Linked DNA regions of Homo sapiens: region 1 is linked to region 2. The links are chromatin loops, found by intact Hi-C in ENCODE. Cell type or tissue: PC-3. All regions are shown on one strand.

What was found. Hi-C counts contacts between places; a loop is a spot of excess contacts. Peaks named below come from ENCODE experiments on the same cell type or tissue, not always from the same donor. Only the 100,000 strongest peaks of a DNase experiment are listed, where the experiment ranks them.
Region 1: a loop joins it to region 2, with 2.4 times the contacts of the local background. A loop is called at or near these places in 1 of 110 quality-filtered maps.

Annotation. Positions count from the first base shown.
Region 1 is chr4:36,175,706-36,179,705 of GRCh38, reverse strand. ARAP2 (ArfGAP with RhoGAP domain, ankyrin repeat and PH domain 2) reads left to right here. Exons shown (of 33, transcript NM_015230.4): 9 at 1,701-1,879. Among named protein-coding and RNA genes, the nearest start is that of ARAP2, 67 kb to the left of the region's middle. In PC-3, no CTCF peak of the experiment used is centred here; a DNase peak (open chromatin) is centred at 1,535; H3K27ac peaks cover 864 bases.
Region 2 is chr4:36,042,914-36,046,913 of GRCh38, reverse strand. It overlaps a transcript of ARAP2 not described here. Among named protein-coding and RNA genes, the nearest start is that of ARAP2, 200 kb to the left of the region's middle. In PC-3, no CTCF peak of the experiment used is centred here; no DNase peak of the experiment used is centred here.

The DNA.
Region 1 (4,000 bases), 130 kb before region 2:
AACTGGGCTCTGCTTTCTCTTCCTCCTTCATCCTGTGAAAGCTTTTACTACTCGTGATTCAGTATGTTTTGCTTTATTTCCTTTTGCTTTGATAACTACTTCTCCATATGTTCTGGTAGCCCAATTTCCAGCCTTATAGATATAGTTGTACCTCAAGGTTTGCCAGTTTCTTCTCCTTTTACACTCTATGTTAATTCATTTCCATGGGTCTTCTTACGTACAGGTTACTGTTGTTCACATAGTGCTATGAGTCTGCGTGGATGCGCATGCCACGGCACTGAAAACCTGAGGTTGTTCTGTTAACTAATTGGATTCTCCTTCTTCGCCTGGCCAATTTCTGATGCCACGTTACCTTTTATTCTGAGTAATTTGTTTTTCTTATCAACACCCATCATATGTATACAACTAATTTTTTTCACTCTCCTAAATGCCTTAATTCCTCATTAGTCATTGTATTTCAATTTTCACAGTATTTTAAGCCTTCATTGCCTGGTCCCTGATCTTCAGGCTTCCAGTATGGTCTACCTGTCATTGTCTGTATTATTATAATGTCTTTTTATTGCTAAAAATGGTGAAATGGTTTTCTTTTGCCTCTGTAATAAAGACAACATTCCTAAACAGGCAGTATGAATTCCCTGGTCATATTTCCCATTTTTTTCGTGTGAGTTCAGAGTTATAAATGTATTCATTGATAAATTAATCCCTGAATGGATGTTGGTTTTTCTGCCTTTGTTCTTCTGGTAACCTCTGCTCAAAATCCTATTCTCTTCCCTCTTCCAAATTCCAGTTTAGTCTTTTGAATTGCTCTTCATCCTCAAGATCTACCACATATACCTCTTTTTTACCCCCATAGTTTCAAGAAAAGTTGTTCGAGAGTTAAAACATTTGATTCTCCTCACTTTAATACTAACTTGCTATATGACCTTCAGCAAATCACTTATCTCAATTGACTCATATATTATTTCATACCATTTATATGACGTTTATACTACTGTGTTCCATTATGTGTTCAAATCTTGCTTGACTTATAGCTTTAATTGCTCCTTGGGGACTAGATCGAATTCCTATGCCTGTAACACAGTGCATTGTTCATAATTGAAGGTCACTTAGCTTTTGTGGAAGGAGTAGGAGAACCAAATTTTAATTTGCCAGGTGAAATGCTATTGTTATTTACTGTGGTGAGAGTGGAATGGGTAAGTGACACTGAAGCAGGCATACTCTAGAGCAGGTTCCAAGTGATTGGAAGTAGGATTTTCGGGGTCTTTGAGTAACTGACTTGCCACATACAATCTGTTAATTGTTGGGTAGCAATATCACATTCTTCTATTAAAAGAAAATCTAATCTCATGAGTGATCTAAAAGAGGGCTTCTCAGATATTAACAGGGATACAGAGCATCTGCAGTTCTTTTTAAAATACAGCCTGTGATTCATCAGATCTGGAGTAGGGCCTGAGATTTTGCATTTCTAATAAACTCTCAGGTAAAGCCAGTGGAACTGATTTCAAGACAACTGGATATTGTTACTCCTTTTCCCTCAAAGAATTGAGTCATTGGCTCTGTTTACAGTAGCATTTAGATTGTGGTTGTGGGAAAGAATCTGTCACTTATGTGTTGCAAAGGGCATGGATTTCTTCTTGACGTTTCTGTGTCTATGTAACTTATATGTGGATTTATGTATTTTCTCCTGTCTTCATTTTCAGAGGAGAGAAATGACTGGATCAGCATACTATTAAATGCACTGAAATCACAATCCCTTACCTCGCAGTCTCAAGCTGTTGTTACACCTGAGAAATGTGGATATCTTGAATTGAGAGGCTATAAGGCAAAAATTTTTACTGTGTTAAGTGGAAACAGTGTGTGGCTTTGCAAAAACGAACAGGTGAGCTCTGTTATAGTCATTGCAAATTGCTGCTATTTTATTATAGTAACAACTATGTTTTGTTTGGAAGGATTATTAGTGATTTTACTTATAGAGTCTTGTTTTAGCATTGTGTACTCCACTAAATATACCAAAGAAATAGTGATTTTGTTGAATTTTCTTGGTGTCTCCACCAGCAAGAAAGTACCTCCATCAAACTTGAAACTGGACATCACCTTTTGTGGTATTGAGGAAGTAAAATTATTGAAAATAATTTTTGAAAAGTCTTATTTAGTTGAAATGACATTGTACGACTACATGAGAGAACAATTAAGGACCAATGAACCCTTACAGCTGTTGATGAAATAGGACCAGTTCTGCACCCTGTGCTGCTTTTATTTTTTGTGATAGAAAATTATAGGGTAAGCACAGGTAACATATTTGCTTGAGTTTACAGAATATTATTGGTCTGTTTTATTTTGAACAGATGTATGTAAGGTATATATGTATACACACACACGTCTATATAAGTACAAATTCAAGTGCACATACATACATACATCTAGCTATACACGCACATCTACATAAATAAAATCGATTAAAATTATTGGTTTACTAAATTTGATTAATGTCAAAGGACTCAATAGAGTATTTAAATGTTTTGATGAGTCTGATGGTAAACTAAAATTTTAACAAATCCTGTTAGCTTTGTTTGATTCTGTAGACTTTCTTTTTTCTAAAATTCCTTGTTTTTAATATGTATATGTTTTTAATATGTATAATATATAATTCTTTACCCCTTTTTTTTTGGAAGAACTCCTTTTAAAATCCTTCAGCCTAGAATATATTAGATGCTTAGTAATTGTGGAATTGAACTGTGCACTTTGGATAGCTGATCTAAGATGAACTCATTTTATGATACATCATTATGGGTTATAGTAAGGTGGAATATAAATGCTGACTATTTTTTATAAGAAAAATAGGAATATCAAAACAAATAGTAGTTTCAGAACAATTAACTATAGGCATCCTCTGAACTTTAGTGTGAACTTACACATTAAATATTTTGGAGGAGAAGATGTCTTAGCCAATTAACAGTTGAAGGCATCATCAAGCACTCTTGGCTTATTAATAATGTGGGTAGTTAGCATATTCCTCAAGCATAGTTTAATAATGTATACAAATTGAATATGAACATTTCAGTCTACAAAATAAGATGATTACAACTTTTCTTATTGGAATGGAGGTTAAAAATACATAATTTGCATGTATCTGTATGGAAGTTACTCTGCCAAATTAACTAAGGTATTCAGTTTATACTTGCATAGACCTGATAGCAAGACCTGATAGACTTGCATAGAGTTCAAATGATTAGTTTCATTGCTCACATTAAACTGTCTGAGTTTCTGTTATTCTCTAGGAATAAGATAAATATTTTAAAAGTTTTATTAACACTTTCTGATTAGTGAAAATGTACATGAAATTATTGCCTTAGTATTAGGAATTGAGTGTGAAAAGCATAATGAATACTGTTTGCTGAGTACCAGGTACAGTAGACATTTCCTTTTAATCTTCACCACAAATATAGGAGGAAGACATTTTTGTCTATGTTTTGTAGATGAGGAAAATGAGGATTAAGTAATAGGTCTAGGAATTACAGTTTATAATGCAGAGTTGAGTTTAAAACCGGAACAGTATAACTCTAATTCTAGCTTCTTAACCACTCTACAAACTTCCTTTTTAAAGTCTAGGTTGAAGAGAAATTTTCTGACTTGTGAACTTTTAGAAATAGCCTAAGGATTCTTTCATTGAATAATTTAGTTGCCCAGGAGTTTCAGGGTATGCTTTCAATAAACATTGTATACCATGTCAGGCACACTAAAAATGATGGGTTTACTGAGAAGGACACAAGTCTTGTCTTCCAAGAGGAAAAGTCAAACAAGACCAGAATATATGATGGATGGTGAGGTCAGTGCAATAATAGGTTGTACAGGAGTTACAGAGAGGTGCAAAAAAAGGGCATCTGATGAAGTCAGTGAATTAGAAGCATTTCCATATACATGAGAAATGAGTATATTCTCCTTAAAAATTAAAGCATTAAGGCTGAACCCCTCTCCATCTTTTGATAAGTAAACATTTTTA
Region 2 (4,000 bases):
ATGATTTAAACATGTTTTGTTCACATATTTCTATCTAATGAAGTTATCTTCCTGTCCTAATGAGGTGGGTAACAATGTGTCTCACTGTCACTGTTTTGGAGATTTTGCTGAACTTGGTGAACTTGCTCTACTCTGGCCTGGACAGAAAAGAAAAGAAAAGCTTACACTTCTTGGTTTCCTTGTTCTGCCTTCCTATTGTGATGGGTGAGTGCTTTTGCTTAGGCTTGTAGGCCAGGGCTCTGGTTAGCTCTGCTGCCTGCTCCTCTTACATACAACTTTTGGGGATGATAGCCTTTAATTTTCTACAGCACTTCAAAATAGATTCTTTCTGTGGTCTGCATTAGAACTTTTTTTAACATCCATATAGGAATTTTATGCCCATTAAAATTCCTATATGCCAGGTGCAGTGGCTCACTGCACCTATAGGCCAGGTGCAGTGGCTCACAGCTGTAATCCCAATACTTTGGGAGACTGAAGTGGGAGGATTCCTTGAGCCCAGGAGCTTGAGACTGGCCAGGACAATATAGTGAGACCTTATCTGTACAAAAAACAACAATAAATAACAAAATTAGCCAGCCATTGTGGCATGAGCCTGTAGTCCCAGATACTCAAGAGGCTGAGTATTGTTGTTTCAGTCCAGGAAGTGGAGCTGCAGTGAGCTGTGACTGCACCACTGTACTCCAGCCTGGGTGACAGAGCAAGACCCTGTCTCAAAACAGAGAGAGAGAGAGAATACTGGTCAGGAGCTCACTTACCTATAGGCTGGTACAATGAATATATTTTGCAATATATGCCTAGTTTACAATGACCTGGTTAATTATTCCCTCCTCTACTCAGGAAAAGACAACATAGAGTAGAAATTAACAAAGGAATCTCTGGAGTGAGGCATTCTGAAATTTTACTGAAGCTCTAAAACTTAACAGCTATGGAAATGGGTAAGTTTCTCAATGCTTTGTATCTTAATTTCCTTATAGGTAAACTTCTCTGACAATTGTCCCCCTCTTATCCCCCTCTCTTACTTTATAAATTTTCCATTCATTTTGAGTTTTTTCTGTATTTATTTATTTATTTAATTTGATCATTGTCAATAATTGCATATCTTTTTGGGGTACAATGTGATGTTATGATGCATGTATATGTTTTAGAATGATCAAATCAGTCTAATTAGCATATCTATCACCTCACATATTTATACATTCCTTGTGGTGAGAACATTTAAAATCGATTCTTTTAACAATTTTGAAATATACAATACATTATTATGACCTATAGTTGCCATCCTGTGTAATTGATGACTAGAAGAATTTACTCTTCTTACCTAACTGAAACTTTGTACCATTTGTCTCACATTTCCTCTTTCCTCATTCTTTCCAACCCCCCAGCCTCTGATAACCACCATTCCACTCTGTATTTCTATGAATTCAACTTTTTTATATTCCACATGTAAGTAATATTACATGGTACTTATCTATCTGTGCCTAAGTTACTTCCCTGAGCATAATGCCCTCTAGATTATACATGATGTTGTAAAGGACAAAATTTCCTCCTTTTTAAAGGCTGAATGGTATTCCATTGTGAATATATACCATGTTTTTTTACCCACTTATCCACTGATGGATATTTAAATTGTTTCTATAGCTTGGCTACTGTGAATAATGCTGTGATGAATTTGGGAGTGCAGATAGCTCTTCAACATACTGATGTCAATTTATTTGGATATATACCCAGAACTGGGATTGCTGGATACCATGATAGTTTTGTTTATAGTTTTTTAAGGAAACTCCATACTGTTTTCCACAATGTCTGTATTAATTTCCATACCTACCTGCAATATATATTGTTTCCTTTCCTCTACACGCTCACCAACACATCTTTTTTATGATAGCCATTCTAACAGGTATGATGAGTTGAAAACTTGTTGTGGTTTTACTTTGTATTCCCCTGATGATTAGTGATGTTGAGCACTTTTTTTTAATATTATTGTTCGCCATTTCTATATCTTCTTTTGAGAAATGTCTATTCAGGTTCTTTGGTCATTTTTTTTTTAGCAGGGTTATTTCCTTGTTATTGAGTAGTTTGAGTTTGTTAAATATTTTGAATTTATCCCCTTATCAGATGCATAATTTGAAAATATTTTCCCCTGTTCTATAGATTGTCTCTTCATCCTGTTAATTGTTTACTTTGCTATACAAAACCTTTTTAGTTTTATCTAGTCTCATTTGTCTGTTCCATTTTTATTTTGTTGCCTGTGCTTTTGGGGTTTTATCCAAGAAATCATTGCCCAGACCAATGCCATGGAGCTTTTCTGCTATGTTTTCCTCTACAGTTTCAGGTCATATACTTAAGTTTTTAATCTCTTTTAAGTTGATTCTTATATATGGGGTGAGGTAAAGGTCCAGTTTCAGCAAGTGAATAGCCAATTATCACCAGCATACAAATATGTTATAATAGCTTCCATCTTAACCTAAAAAAGAAATGACAGAAAAACACAAACTCCCTCTCTTGACACCATATTCTACTGCTGCTACCTCCCAATATCTCAATAGCAAACCACTTTTAAAATCCTCTTTACAGTGTCTTGTTTACTTCCATTTTTCTCTTGAAGTTTCTCTAATCAGACCCATCACCACCAAAGAAACAAACTACTTCTAATCGAGATCATGAATGGCCTCTAGTTTGCCAAATAAATTGTCTAATTCTCATACCTTGGATAACTCATTTATTCAGTGGCCTTTGACATCGGTGGTTTATGATCACTCTTTCCACATCCTTTTTCACTTGGTAAACGGGACACTACATGCTAAATAAATGTAAACATAAACCACGAAATGTTCATTTGCTTATTCCTCTGAGTGCTTCTCTTCCATACTGGTGCGCATTTCCTGAGTTATGTCATCCAGAAGCATTACCTCAAATATCATATATTCACTAATTACTTGAAATACGTATCTCAGACAATTCAATTCTTTCTTTCCTTCTTTCTCTCTTTCTTTCTCTTTTTCTTTCTCTTTCCCTCTCCCTTTTTCCTTTCCCTTTTTCCCTTCCCTTCCCCTCCCCCCTCCCCTCCCCCCTCCCCTCCCCTCCCCTTCCCTTCCCTTCCCTTCCCTTCCCTTCCCTTCTCTTCTCTTCTTTCTTTTCTTTATTTTTCTTTCTCATGGTCTTCCTACATGTCCCAGCCCCAGAGTGAGGTGGCTCTTCACAAACACGATCACAGGGCACTACAGCCTCGAACTCCTGGGTTTACATGATCCTCACATAGCCTTCTGAGTTTCTGAAATTATATAGCGGAGGCAACAGACACGTGTCATTGTACCCAGCTTTAGACAATTTGCTTCATCTTCAAACTGTATGCCTTTAGCTTCTGGCAAATTTATGTGCATTCTTGTTATAAATTTAGAAAATGTTTTCTGTTACTTGCAATCTCAAAGTCCAAACACCGTTGGCTAACTAAACTTCTGGGAATGTTGCCCCGATATCTTGACTAAAGTTCCTGTTTAAATGTTGAGACATAGACAGGGCAATTTTCAGAAGACCCTAGTTAAACTACATAAGTGAAGTATGGGAAGAAAAATGCAGTTCTCTGAGTTTTTCTTCAGTTTTTTCATATTAGTGAAAATTAGCTGATCAAACTTACAATTATTTTATTTGGGGGAAAACTAGGGATGTCTTTGTTAGCATGGTAAAGCTACTTAACCATGGGTATGATTAGACTGTAAAGCCAGGAAGAAATAGGTGTCTGCACATGGTAGTACATAAAAACATTTAAAGAGAGTGCAGGTGGGGTGGCTCACACCTGTAATCCCAGCACTTTGGGAGGCCAATGTGGGCAGATCACCTGAGGTCAGGAGTTTGAGACCAGCCTGGCCAACATGGAGAAACCTTGTCTCTACTAAAAATACAAAAATTAGTCAGGCATGGTAGTGGGCACCTGTAATCCCAGTTACTTGGTAGGCTGAGGCAGGAGAATTGCTTGAACCTGGGAGGCAGAGGTTGCAATGAG